Linked DNA regions of Homo sapiens: region 2 is linked to region 1. Evidence: chromatin contacts called from ENCODE Hi-C or POLR2A ChIA-PET data. All regions are on one chromosome and are shown on one strand. Each heading gives the region's core, a stretch centred on a gene start or an enhancer-like site at or near the end of the contact. The rest is flanking DNA. Distances are from core to core; before and after follow the strand shown.

The links. Hi-C counts contacts between places; a loop is a spot of excess contacts on that map. ChIA-PET counts read pairs that join two places held with the same protein, here RNA polymerase II (POLR2A). Pooled maps may share reads with other maps.
Region 2: a loop to region 1 is called in a pooled map, with 2.3 times the contacts of the local background. The contact joins two enhancer-like sites. A Hi-C loop is called at or near these places in 2 of 50 pooled maps. POLR2A ChIA-PET finds 5 or more read pairs at or near these places in 5 of 52 experiments (Caco-2, MCF 10A, Panc1 and 2 more).

The regions. Positions count from the first base shown.
Region 1 is chr18:23,371,843-23,379,173 of GRCh38, reverse strand. SLC35D4 (solute carrier family 35 member D4) reads left to right here. Exons shown (of 15, transcript NM_032933.6): 6 at 1,503-1,528; 7 at 5,411-5,462. Among named protein-coding and RNA genes, the nearest start is that of SLC35D4, 62 kb to the left of the region's middle. RefSeq lists enhancers at 891-1,020, 2,228-2,727. Within about 2 kb of position 1,298, at least 9 of the 41 ENCODE cell types and tissues checked have a DNase peak (open chromatin) inside an H3K27ac peak, as active enhancers do.
Region 2 is chr18:23,088,741-23,095,516 of GRCh38, reverse strand. No RefSeq gene overlaps it. Among named protein-coding and RNA genes, the nearest start is that of CABLES1, 43 kb to the left of the region's middle. Within about 2 kb of position 3,981, at least 3 of the 41 ENCODE cell types and tissues checked have a DNase peak (open chromatin) inside an H3K27ac peak, as active enhancers do.

The DNA.
Region 1 (7,331 bases), core at 49-2,548:
CCATCCTGGGCAACAGAGCAAGACTCTGGCTCAAAAAAAAAAAAAAAAGAATTTTTGAGTAACACATTTATCATACCGGGGGCAGTTACGCAGGTGTGAGCCAGATCACCTTTGCCCTCCTCCTTTCAGCTCTTGAGGGCTAACTTCCCAGCAGATGGCAGTACAGCACGGTTGGCCTCGCGTCCTGTGCTCTGCAGAGGCAGGGTTGGACAAAGATCAAGATTAGAGTCTAAAGTTGCAAAAATAGAATCTGTTCATTAAAACAGGGGAAACTTTATTATTTAGGCACACATGAAAACTTAAGGTAGCCTTTGTAGTAAGCCACATGTTTCTCTTGTCAGCGCTTCACGTCTAAACAATATGTTCATACTTCACACTGCCTGAACTAGCATCAAAAATTGTAGTTTGTTCCCAGCTAGCAGAATAATCCTTCTGAAATGTTTAGAATTAATCAAAAGTTTAATTGTACCTGTTCATTTCCTCTATCAAATATAGAAGAAAAATCTGTGTCACCCTCTGCTAACATGTTACTCTCTGCTAACATGTACAAATGAGTTCTCAGTACAAAAGTCTGATTTCATTAAACTGACTCATCAAAAGGAATTATAAGGGTGAGTCCAAATCAGAATGTCTTCATTACAGGTAATTTAAATGCCAAGTTTATATTCCTCCAGTCTGCCTTTTTTTCCCTTGTCTCTCGGGATGGAGTAAAATGTCCCTTCTCCTTTTTTCTGTTTTTTAATTTTCATATCACACCAGATAGTTTATAGGACTGCTCTGAGTCAGCTGGATTAGTGAATGGAATATTTAAAGAGACAGAACTAAAATAGAAGTTGAGGTTGGGTGCAGTGGCTCACGCCTGTAATCCCAGTGCTTTAGGAGGCTGAGGCAGGAGAATCGCTTGAGGCCAGGAATTCAATACCACTGAGCAACATAGTGAGATCCTGCTGCTACAAAAATGAAAAAAAAAAAAAGAAAGAAAGAAAGAGTAGCCATACATGGTGGCTCATGCCTGTAGTCCTAGCTACTCAGGAGGCTGAGGTGGGAGGATTGCTTGAGCCCAGGAGTTTGAGGCTGCAGTGACCATGTCATTGCACTCCAGCCAGGGCAACAGAGTGATACTAGATAGATAGATAAATGGATAGATAGAACAAGAGCTTAATTGCTTTTTAAAATACAGGTTACATCTATTTCTTTCTCTCTCCTCTTCTTAGCATGTAAGATTTTTGAAGACACAGCCCCAGCGTCATTTTATCTTTCACGAGTAAACATCATTCTAATGGTGAAAGTACTTTGCTGAAGTGACTCAACTCTGGAATTCTGAGTCATCCTTCATTTGGCCCAAGCAGAAAAAGCCTCAATAAATACTAAAGTGCAGCAAGCTGTTAAGCTCTTGATAAATCTACTCATAATTTATTTGCCTCTTGATCAAAATGTTTCCTTTTAAGAGGAATTTAAAAAGTTTTAAAAGTCTAATTGTATGTTTCTTTACTTTTATGCAGAAAACATCTCCTGCAAAGATCTGTAGGTAAGTTTACTGCCCTCCCCCCAAAAAGCCATAATATAAGATTTAACCTATTTTTAACTTGAATGATAAACTGTTCAAGATTCATACTCTAAGAGGTGGCAGAAGAATTTATTATAAACATTCATATATCCCTAATTTGTGTCTTAGTCTAAAATTTCTTGTGTTTTTCTTTTCTTTCTGAAATATTTTATTCCAAAAGAGAAAACACCAGAACCAACCTGTGCTAGATTTCAGTCATTGATGCCCAAAACTTTACTAACAGTTGTGTAATACTGATGGAGAATGAAAATGAAAAACATGGAAATGACTTAAAAATTTAAAAGTAATGTTTGTAGTTTATTTAGTCTTTAATATTTTCCGTGGTGGAAAAAGCACCAGCCTGGAAGTCCTGGGATCTGAACTGCAGTCCTGGGCCATAGCAGGGTGATTGTGGGCAGCTTTCCTCGTCCTCTTTGCCTCAGTTTCCTCAGCTACAGCGTAAACTGGGCCGTCCTGTCATGCAGACCCCGGTGCCTGCAGCATTTGAATTCTAACCTGGGTGCCTTGCATCTGACTGCTTCCCGCTTCCTCTGCAGGCCAAGCAGCTCAGTCCTGGAGACAGAAAACCAACAGAGGTGCTTTGATAGATGGATTTAGGATTTCTACTGCAGATATTTCTGGGCTTTCATCCAATCCCCCACCCTCCTTTTATTCCTTTATTACAGGTTGCACCTTGAAAGAACAAGACAAAACCAAACTTCAAGACTATCCTCCTGTTTAAAAGGAGACTAGCAGGTGTCAAAGAGAGGCGGTAAAGCTCATGATACCTGATGTAATCAGGTACTGCTTGAGGCCAGGTGGGGTGGGAAGGCAGGCAGGTGTCTCACCCTTGGGTATCCCCCATCTTCCACAGTTCCAAGAGGTTGTCTGTTTGGGGTGATCTCTGATGCTCATTCTCCATGGATGGGGAAGCATCCTCTATTCTATAAAGCCTTTCACTGTAGGTAGACACCAAACCCATCAGGATATCAGGATTCTCCTCTCCTCCCACCACAAAACCTGCCTGTTCCTGGGCAGCCCCAAGAAGCTCCCCTGACAGTCTCTTCTCCACTCACCCCACTGTTTGCCTTGGATTCTTCTCTAGGTCATTTGTGTGTTGGGGTGCCTTGAAAGTCAGCAAGGCTATAGGAGTAGGGCAGGCTGAGGTAGAGAAGTGTCCTGAGCCTCAGGCTGCTCCATGTTGTCCTGACCTTCCCAAGGCTCTGGGGCCTCAGCTCCGAGGGCCCCTCTGCCAGTCCTCCTGCCTCTGGCCCAGCCGGTCAGTGCTGGTCCATTGGGTACAGTGACATCTACACATGGTTACAGCAGTGAGGACTGTCAGAATTGATCAGCACCACTGTTTTCAGTGTACTAAGATTACACATGCCAAGTTGTTGTGTGTTAGATATATATGTTTATGTGTACATATAAAAACATGTAGTCTCTATGTAGAATACAGAATCTGTGTTGGTGGGAGATGGCATATGGCAAAGTTCCCTGAAAGTGAAAACATTGTATTCGGTGCTTTTGTTCACGCCTTTGATCCTTTGCTGTTTGCTGCCTGATGGAATAGTCAGTAGTTAAGGGGCACTATATATATGTTGCCTCTATAAAATGGAAAGAGGAGAGAGACTAAGTGATAATTTGGGTTTTATGCTTTCTGGCGCCTTCTTTTAGGAGGAGAGAGTGGGGAAAGCTAGAGGCAAGAGCTTTTGGCATATGAAACTCAGAAGGAATAGGCCGTAAACCAGGGATTACTGAACCAGCTCCAAATTGACTTTCTAATGAGTGAGGATAGCTTCCTGAAAATATCTGTGTTTGGCAGTGTTACTTTTTTGAGCAAGAATTTTTAAAAATTGCTTTACGGTGAAAATTTCTAAAGACATATCAAAGTAAACAGAATAATGTAATGAATGAAGTCCTGTGTACCCAGTTCCCAGCTTCAGCCATTTTCAGCTTCTGGCCCCACCCACTGCCTTGCTCAGTATTTATTCCAGGCACCCTAGCATTTCATCTGTAAATATTTTAGTATGTATAAGAGATTTTTCTAATAAAACATTTTACGGGGGGAAAAGTTTAAACCTACAGAAAAGTTGCAAGAATATTACAGTGAGCTCTCATGTATTCTTCACCAAGATTCACCCATTGGTAACATTTTTTGCATTTGCTTTCTTGCTATCTCAATGTATATATGTATACACATGCATAAACATACATAAATATCACATAAATATATGATAATGTAGATATTATTCTTGCTCTTATTTTTTCTGAATCATTTGAGAATAAGTTGTAGAGGTCATGACTCCACTTCTAAATACTAAATACTGTGTCTCCTAAAAACAACCATCCCTTAGATAACCAAAGTGCAGTCATTGAATTTAGAAAATAACATCTGATATGATACTGTTATTTAATATTGAGTCCATGTTCAAATGTTGCCACTTATTATCTGGCCACAATATTATTATTATTATTATTTATTTATTTATTTTTATTTTTATTTTTTTTTTGAGATGGAGTCTCGTTTTGTTGCCCAGGCTGGAGTGCAGTGGTGCCATCTTGGCTCACTGAAACCTCTGCCTCCCGGGTTCAAGTGATTCTCCTGCCTCAGCCTCCTGAGTAGCTGGGACTATAGGCATGTGCCACCACGCCTGGCTAATTTTTGTGCTTTTAGTAGAAAAGGGGTTTTACCATATTGGCCAGGCTGGGCTCAAACTCCTGAACTCAAGTGGTCTGCCCGCCTTGGCCTCCTGAAGTGCTGGGATTACAGGTATGAGCCACCATACCTGGCACAATACTATCTTTTATAACATTTTTTTCCCCTAAAGATGTCATGTCTAAGCCAGGTGTATTGGCTCAGGCCTGTAACCCCAGCACTTTGGGAGGCCGAGGCAGGCGGATCACCTGAGGTCGGGAGTTCGAGACCGGCCTGACTAACATGGAGAAACCCCACCTCTACTAAAAATGCAAAATTAGCCTGGTGAGGTGGTGCATGCCTGTAATCACAGTTACTCGGGAGGCTGAGGCAGGAGAATCGCTTGAACCCGGGAGGCGGAGGTTATGGTGAGCCGAGATCGTGCCATTGCACTCCAGCCTGGGCAACAAGAGTGAAACTCCATCTCAAAAAAAAAAAAAAAAAGATGTCATATCTCTTTTGTACCCTTTAATCTAGAACAGTTCCTCAGTTTTTTATTGTCTTTCATTGCCTTCACATTTTTGAATAGGGGAGGCCTGTTGTTTTGTGAACTGTCCTAAATTTGGGTTTGTCTCAGTGTTTCCTCGTGGTTCAATCCACGCTCTGCATGTTTGGCAGGAATACCACCCAAGTGATGTTGTGTCCTTCCGAGCTTTATATCAAGAGGCACACAATGTGGATCTGCCTCATTATTGGTGGTGTTAAGTTTGATCATTCGGTTGTGGGGTTGCACAAAGGATTTTAATGCAATTTCCGTAGTGTTTTCATTTTTGAAACAGGCATATTTGTGGTCTGATTCCCCAGTTTTTCACTTGTATATTTTTGGGGATCTGCAGTTGAAAAAACACTTGTTTTATTAGATGTTTCACAGGCACACTATTTTCCTCAAGTGAGCCAGCTGTGGTTTTGCAGATGTCCTGTAAATGCCTGACTCTGGGAAACGGCTAGCTGAGGTCCAGAGAAGGAAATGTCTGCTTATGAGTAGAGCACATAATTGAAAACTACACAGGTAGTCAGGTTCACAGAGGAAGGACAGAGGAACCAAGTTGGTCTCGCAGGATCTTTGCCTCATCCAACTCCAGAGGATGCATTTTCACCTCCACGCTCTTAGGGAAACCTTTGATGTTGAAAGGTGAAGCTGCAGTGTTTTATCTCCCTCTCCACAGTGCCCTCCTCCTCCTGGCCGCAGCAGGATGCCTTCCCTTCAATGACTCCCAGGTAAGTCCAAGTGAACTCATTTGCCTTCAAAGTGTCTTTTATTCTCTGAAGCCTGGGTGTATGACCAGAATTTCCTAGTCCTTCCTTTTAGAAGCAGGATAACTTGGCCTATGCAGAAGCATTCCAAATCTTGCAGGCTGGGTAGCTCTGGGCCTGGGCAACACCATTTCCCCAGGCCTTTGCCTTCTCCGCAGGGCTGCAGGCATCGTGGCCTGCAGAGCTGTGGTCCCTGGGCACTGTGGTGGCTGCCATCTGTCCTCTGTACATGCCTGGTGAACCTGCAAGCCAACGCCCAAATTGCCCCAGCCTCAGCCATGGAGGCAAAGTTGATTTTCTCTCCTCCCAAGGGCCTCATCTCCTGCAAAGTGATTTTTTGTTTTTGTTTTTGTTTTGTTTTGAGACAGAGTCTCACCCTGTTGCCCAGGCTGGAGTGGAGTGGCACGATCTCAGCTCACTGCAACCTCCACCTCCCGGGTTCAAGCAATTCTCCTGCCTCAGCCTCCCGAGTAGCTGGGATTACAAGCGCCCACCACCATGCCCAGCTAATTTTTTGTATTTTTAGTACAGATGAGGTTTCTCCATCTTGGCCAGGCTGGTCTCAAACTCCTGACCTCAAGTGATTTGCCCGCCTCGGCCTCCCAAGGTGCTGGTATTACAGGCGTGAGCCACTGTGCCTGGCCTGCAAAATGATTTTTATTTTATTATCCTGTGCTAAAGTTGAGTTTTCTTTATGAGGTGCTGAGGACCCACCCCCGCCCCCCAGTAGTCATCTCATTTCTGGGTTTCCTTTCTTTCTTTTTTTCTCCCTCCTTTTCTCCCCCAGCATTATTAGGTCCCCACCACGTGTCAGGCACTGAGCCAGGCTCTGGGGACACAAAGAGGAAAATTAATCTTTGCTCAGGCAGAAGTCAAGCCTATTTGGAGCAAAGGGGAGGGAAACAGTCAAGTAAACAGATTGTTATCACACAGGGGGGCCAGGGCTCTGTCCTCGAGATACAGGGGGCTCTGAAGCACCTAAGAAGACGTGGGGCCTCAGGAAGTAGGAGTAGCCATAATTACAGGGAGTCTGCTGTGTGCCAGCCTCTGTGCCAATGCTTTCTGTGCCTTATGTTATTTAAAATCTCACAACATTTCTGTGAGGGTGGGAGCATTATTATCTCCATTTCATAGCATAGAATAAGGAGGCCCAAAAGGTCACCAGCTAACAAATAAGTGGGGATTTTAGAATTTATCCCAGATCTCTCTGATGCTAGAGCCAGACTCTCCTTACAGGACCTAAATCTGGAAGAATGAGGAGGAGTTAGCCAGGAGAAGAAAGCAGGCGAGGGCAGTCCTGGAGTGTCATGAGTATCCTGTGATCCAGTGTCATTGAGCACCTGCTATGTGTTTACCCCTGTTCTAATGCCCACCCTCCTGGAATGTGCAATCTAGGAGAGGGGAGGGCAGGGAGAGATAGAGACACATAAACAAATAAGGGGCTGGGCGCGGTGGCTCACGCCTGTAATCCCAGCACTTTGGGAGGCCGAGGCGGGCGGATCACGAGGTCAGGAGATCGAGACCATCCTGGCTAAAAACGGTGAAACCCCGTCTCTACTAAAAATACAAAAAATTAGCCGGGCGTAGTGGCGGGCGCCTGTAGTCCCAGCTACTTGGGAGGCTGAGGCAGGAGAATGGCGTGAACCCGGGAGGCGGAGCTTGCAGTGAGCCGAGATCCCGCCACTGCACTCCAGCCTGGGCGACAGAGCGAGACTCCGTCTCAAAAAAAAAAAAAAAAAACAAAAAAAACAAGGAAGAAATAAATAGGATGTGTCCTATGATACTAAGTCCTGTGGAGAATAATAAGGGAAGAAGTAGAGGGTCCCCTCGGTT
Region 2 (6,776 bases), core at 2,732-5,231, 290 kb after region 1:
TATTTTTCGTAGAGACGGGGTTTCGCCATGTTGCCCAGGCTGGTCTTGAACTGCTGGCCTCAAGCCCTCCTCCCGCCTCAGCCTCCCAAAGTGCTGGGATTACAGGCAGGAGCCACTGCGCCCAGCCGAACTTTCTGATATCTTTTTTAAATCAACAAAGGTTAAGGTGAAGCACTTAACCCTTCCTTACTTTCTTTACTTGCTTAACAGTCTAGACCCCTCCCTTCCATATCACCCACACCTGCCTCCTGGGTTGCCAGACTTGACTCCAGGGTTGGAGCCACCTTCCTTTTTTCCTTTACCTTCTGACAAAAATGCTAGGACAAGTTCAGGATTTACCAGATGCTCTGTGTTTTTGGCAGAAGGAGACTTTCAGCAGCTGTTTGGATCATGCAAGTTTTGTTACTATTCTGTGTTTCATCTGTGCTAGTTTGGTGATCTATATGAGGCAATTGGCATTCACATCTCTCTCGGGTGGAGCGAAATATAGTTTAACACCACCCGAATAGCACGTCTGTTTCCACCCCTCCTCGGGTTCCCTGGAAAGCTGTCTCCCAGGCTGGGAGCTCTGAGTCCATGATTTCACCAATCCTCCCGTTTCCTTGCCTGTCTTGCAGATTGGAAAAAAAGATATGTCCTTCTGCTGATGAACTGATGGGAGTTACAGTTCCCATCCCAGTACTTAAGGAAACCAAAGAGATGGCTTTTCAATTTTGTCTGTAGAACTATTTTGCAAATGAGGAGAAAATGTGTTGGGTCGGTTGATGGCTGAGTGCTAATATGCGCAGAAGATTGAAACACTGGGCTCTGCCGGATGGGTTCTTAAAGGATTAGCATGATCAAGTCGGGCGTCCTACTTTCTTCCTTCCTCCCCCTCCCTGGGGTGCCTTTGCTGGCTATTCGATTGCCTGCTGGTTAGAACTGACTGACCCTGCTGACTTTGGGGCAGCTCTCTGAAAACAAATTGATGAACCGTATCAACACTAAGCCTGACCCGAAGCGGTGCCAAGAGCCAAGCCATTGATGCCGAGGGTCCCTGGCTCTTCAGTTTACGCTGGGAGCCGTGACCTTGACCTGGATTGCAGTTTTTGAGCCAGTTCTCTCCATGAATCATAGCCCTTCTCTCTTTTTTCCTCCCAAATGTAACTCCCCTCTGGCTCTACCTCTAGATGGGTGTTTAAAAAGAGTGTAGACTTGAGTGAAGAAGAAACAGACTGGATGACCCCTGGATACTCAAGCTGCACATGGCTCCTGTGGAAAGAAGGAGATGTTCAATGCTCATAGGTAGCACCCCAAAGGAATGCTTAGATCCTTCTATTCAATTAGCAGGTGACCTGTTGTTTACAAACATCTCAGCAGAAGAGTCTTCTATCCAAATTCCACTCCTAAAAAGGGACATAATTTTCACTGCTTTATCTTCCTTTGTACTTGTAACATGAACCCCAGATTAGAAGGTGCAGTGGTAGGCTGGGCACAGTGTCTCACGCCTGTAATCCCAACACTCTGGGAGGCCGAGGCGGGCAGATCACCTGAGGTCGGGATCACGGCACTGCACTCTAGCCTGGAACATGAGAGCAAAACTCTGTCTCAAAAAAAAAGGGGGGGTGCTGGGCACCGTGGCTCACGCCTGTAATCCCAACACTCTGGGAGGCTGAGGCAGGTTGATCACAAGGTCAGGAGATCGAGGCCATTCGGGCTAACATGGTGAAACCCTGTCTCTACTAAAAATACAAAAAAATTAGCCAGGCATGGTGGCAGGCACCTGTAGTCCCAGCTACTCGGGAGGCTGAGGCAGGAGAATGGCGTGAACCCGGGAGGTGGAGCTTGCAGTGAGCCGAGATCACGCCACGGCACTCCAGCCTGGGCAACAGAGTGAGACTCCGTCTGAAAAAAAAAATAAATTAGCTGGGCATGGTGGTACACGCCTGTCGTCCCAGCTATTTGGGAGTAAGGAGGGAGGATTGCTTGAGCCCAGGAGTTTGAGAATGCAGTGAGCTATGATCGTGCCACTGCACTCCAGCCTAGGTGACAGAGTGAGACTCTGTCTCAAAATAAACACACACACACACACACACACACACACACACGAGAGGACCAATCCCACTCCAAATCATTGATGCCTACTACAAAAATACAAAAGGTCACAAGAAAACCAATGGGTAGGCCGGGTGCGGTGACTCATGCCTGTAATCCCAGCACTTTGAGAGGCCGACGGGGTCAGATCACCTGAGGTCAGGAGTTCGAGATCAGTCTGGCCAACATGGTGAAACCCTGTCTCTACTAAAAATACAAAAAATTAGCCAGATGTGATGGTAGGCGCCTGTAATCCCAGCTACTCGGGAGGCTGTGGCAGGAGAATCGCTTGAACCCAGGAGGCAGAGGTTGCAGTGAGCCGAGATTGCGCCATTGCACTCCAGCCTGGGTAACAAGAGAAAAACTCTGTCTCAAAAGAAAAAGAAAAAGAAAACCAATGGGTATCCCAAATAAATCAAAACAGATACCTAATCACAGCCTTCTGTGGAATTCATAACTCATCACTCACATAACAGGGATTTCCTTTTCTTTCTTTCTTTCTTTTTTGAGATGGAGTCTCACTCTGTCACCCAGGCTGGAGTGCAGTGACGCAATCTCAGCTCACTGCAACCTCCACTTCCCAGGTTCAAGTGATTCTCCTGCCTCAGCCTCCTGAGTAACTGGGATTACAGGCACCCGCCACTATGCCCAGCTAATTTTTGTATTTTTAGTAGAGATGAGGTTTCACCATGTTGGCCAGGCTGGTCTCAAACTCCTAACCTCAGGCGACCCACCCACCTCGGCCTCCCAAAGTGCTGGGATCACAAGTGTGAGCCACCGTGCCCAGCCAACATAACAGGGATTTCTAAGTGTGATGGTTAATTTTAGGTGTCAACTTGAATGAATTGAGAAATATCTAGAGAGGTGGTAAACCATCATTTTGGATGTGTTGGTGAGGTGTTTCCAGAGGAGACTGGATTGTGATTTGGTGAACTGAGCAGGGAAGATCTGCTCTCAGTGTGGGCAGGCAACGTTCAATCGACTGGTGGACCACAGAGAATAGAAAGACAGAGGGAAGGCAGAGTCTCATGCTCTCTCCTGGAGCTGGGACGGCCTTCTCCTCTTGCCCTTGGACAGCAGGACTCCAGGCTCCCTGGCCTTTGGACTCCGGGACTTACACCAGCATCCTCCTCCACCAGCCCCGAGTTCGCAGGGCTTTGGCCACGGACTGAGAGTTATACCATTGGCTTCCCCAGTTCTGAGGCTTCGAACTTGGGCAAAGCCACACTACCATCATCCCCGGGTCTCCAGCTTCCAGATGGCCTGTCATGGGACTTCTCAGCTTCCATAATCACATGAGCCAATTCCCCTCATAAATCCCCTCTCATGTCTCTATATATCCTATTGGATCCATCTATCTGGAGAACACTGACTCATCTAAAGCATCTTAAAAATAAGAATATATATATATATATATATATTTTAAAAAGGAATATATATGTGTACACACACACACACACACACACACACACACACACACATATATATATATTTTTTTTTTTTTTTGAGACAGGATCTTGCTCTGCCACCCAGGCTGGAGTGCAGTGGCGCCATTATGGCTCACTGCAGCCTTGACCTCCTGGGCTCAAGCAATACCCCTGCCTTGGCCTCCTGAGTAGCTGGGACTACAGGCACGTGCCACCAAAACTGGCTAAAAATATACACATATTCTTAAAAATGATTATTCAGCCATGACTTGCAATTTATAAAGAACAAGAACAAAGCTTATCTTTAAAATAATCATTTTATTAATCGTCCATTGCCACTCCTTTGGTCAGAGTTTCTCTAGGTGGTAGCTGCTTTTCTCACTCCTATTCTTTAATATAGCAAAAGAAGAAGCCTTCAAATGAAGTTAATATGAAACCAGAGACAGTGAAGAGAGAGAACCAGAGGTTGAGAAGAGGAAATACCAGCTTCTTTCGGGATGATGTTACTTCCTTTTTCAAGACAAAAAAAAAAAAAACAGTCTTTTCATGTTGGATTGTCAAGGCATAAATTGTAGTGTGGTTCCTAAATGTCTGACAATAGGGAAATCATTTAATAAATTATAGTACTGTCAAACAATGAAGTATCATGAGCCAATTAAAATGAATTTTTTAGGTTGGGTGCAGTGGCTCACGCCTGTAATCCCAGCACTTTGACAGGCTGAGGCAGGTGGATTGCTTGAGGTCAGGAGTTTGAGTCCAGCCTGGCCAACATGGTGAAACTCCGTCTCTACTAAAAATACAAAAGTTAGCTGGGTGTGGTGGTGCGTGCTTGTAATCCCAGCTACTCAAGAGGCTGAGGCAGGAGACTCTTTAACCTGGGAGGCGGAGGTTGCAGTGAGCTGAGATGGCACCAGGGCTCTCCAGCCTGGGCAACAGAGACTCTGTCTCAAAATAATAATAATAGTAATAATAATAATAAGTTTTTAATGGGCAACATTTTAGTGTGGAGAAATCCATAAGATAAAGTGATAAATGATAAAAATCAGAATATAAAACTATGTGTGATATGATTACAAGGTTGTTTTATACACACACACAAGATAGGCATTGCAGTATTAACAGAGGTTATCATCAGATGTTGAAGTTATGGCTTTAAAAACATGAATTATTATACTTTTTATTTTCCAAATATTTATATGGGCATTTATTATTTTTATAATAAAAGTTGGATATAAAATAATAAAGGGTTTTCATATTGTGGTTGAACTGTAAATGAGAGTTACTGAAGATTAGAGTTTCCAAAAATAAACATGTGGTTTTAATAGTCCTGTCTCATTGTGAATAGAAATACAATTTTTCGGCCGGGCGCGGTGGCTCACGCCTGGAATCCCAACACACTGGGAGGCTGAGGTGGGTGGATCACGAGGTCAGGAGTTCAAGACCAGTCCGGCCAACATGGTGAAAACCCGTCTCTACTAAAAATACAAAAATTAGCCGGTCGTTGTGGTGCGTGCCTATAATCCCAGCTACTTGGGAAGCTGAGACAGGAGAATTTCTTGAACCCGGGAGGGGGAGGTTGCAGTGAGCTGAGATCATGCCACTGCACTCCAGCTTGGGTGACAGAGCAAGACTCCGTCTTGGAAAAAAAAGAAGAAGAAGAAATACAGATTTTCTATGTTGTTTTCCCTTATCCTAGGTGCTTTTTAGCAGATTCCTATTGCACTAAGTGGTTCAGATCTTCTTAGCATGTACAGAATTTTTCAGGAGTTAGTGTTAAATGTTTTGGGCAAATGACTTTCAGACAACTGGGGCTCAGCCTAGCAAAGGAATCCTGCAGTACACTAAGAGTTTCCTTCTAATTTAAAGGAGATTCTTCTTTCTTTCTTTCTTTCTTTCTTTCTTTCTTTCTTTCTTTCTTTCTTTCTTTCTCTTTCTTTCTTTCCTTTCTTTCTTTCTCTTTCTTTCTTTCTTTCTTTCTTTCTTTCTTTCTTTCTTTCCTTCCTTCCTTCCTTCTTTCCTTCCTTCTTTCTTCCTTTCTTTCTTTCTCTTTCTTTCTTTCTTTCTCTTTCTTTCTTTCTTTCTTTCTTTCTTTCTTTCTTTCTTTCCTTCCTTCCTTCCTTCCTTCCTTCCTTCCTTCCTTCTTTCCTTCCTTCTTTCTTCCTTTCTTTCTTTCTCTTTCTTTCTTTCTTTCTCTTTCTTTCTTTCTTTCTTTCCTTCCTTCCTTCCTTCCTTCCTTCCTTCCTTCCTTCTTTCCTTCCTTCTTTCTTCCTTTCTTTCTTTCTTTCTTTCAGACAGAGTCTCGCTCTGTCGCCAGGCTGGAGTGCAGCGGCGCAATCTCGGCTCACTGCACGCTCCGTCTCCCAGGTTCAAGTGATTGTGCTCCCTCAGCCTCCCAAGTAGCTGGGACTACAGGCGCCCGCCACCACGCCCAGTTAATTTTTGTATTTTTAGTAGAGATGGGGTTTCACCATGTTGGCCAGGATGGTCTTGATCTCTTGATCTCGTGATCCACCTGGCTTGGCCTCCCAGAGTGCTGGGATTACAGGCGTGAGCTACTGTGCCCGGCCCCCCACCAACTCTTTTTTTTTTTTTTGAGATGGAGTTTTGCTCTCGTGTTCCATGCTGGAGTGCAGTGCCGTGATCTCGGCTCACTGCAACCTCTGCCTCCCAGGTTCAATCAATTCTCCTGTCTCAGCCTCCCAAGTAGCTGGGATTACCAGCATGCACCACGCATAGCTAATTTTGTATTTTTAGTAGAGACCGGTTTTCACCATGTTGGCCAGGCTGGTATCAAACTTCTGACCTCAGGTGATATGCCCGCCTCAGCCTTCCAAAGTATTGGGATTATAGGCGTGAGCCACCATGGCCGGCCAATTTCAATTTGTCGACTTGAAGTGTCTGCTAAACATAAGACTCAAACCAAGAAAATCCCCTAGGGAATAAATATGGCAAAAATAGGGTGAAGACGCATTTTTATGAACAGGTATTTGAATATTAAATGTTGAAAAGAAAGACTTATTCATTTGAGATAAACTAAAAACCACTTGAAATTTAAATATGGCACCTGGTTCTAATGTAGAGGTGTTAATTTCTTCCTTGAAAATTATTTTTAAAACTTAATTAGAAAAACAACAGAAAACTTAGATTCGTATTTCCCCCAAAGCTGGCCAGCCCTCATGGAGAAGAGCGGGGCATCTTTCACAGTCCCCATCAGCGAGGTTTACTGGGATGAGATGGATTAAGAGGAGGCCTGGGAGAACACCCGGGGCCACAGAG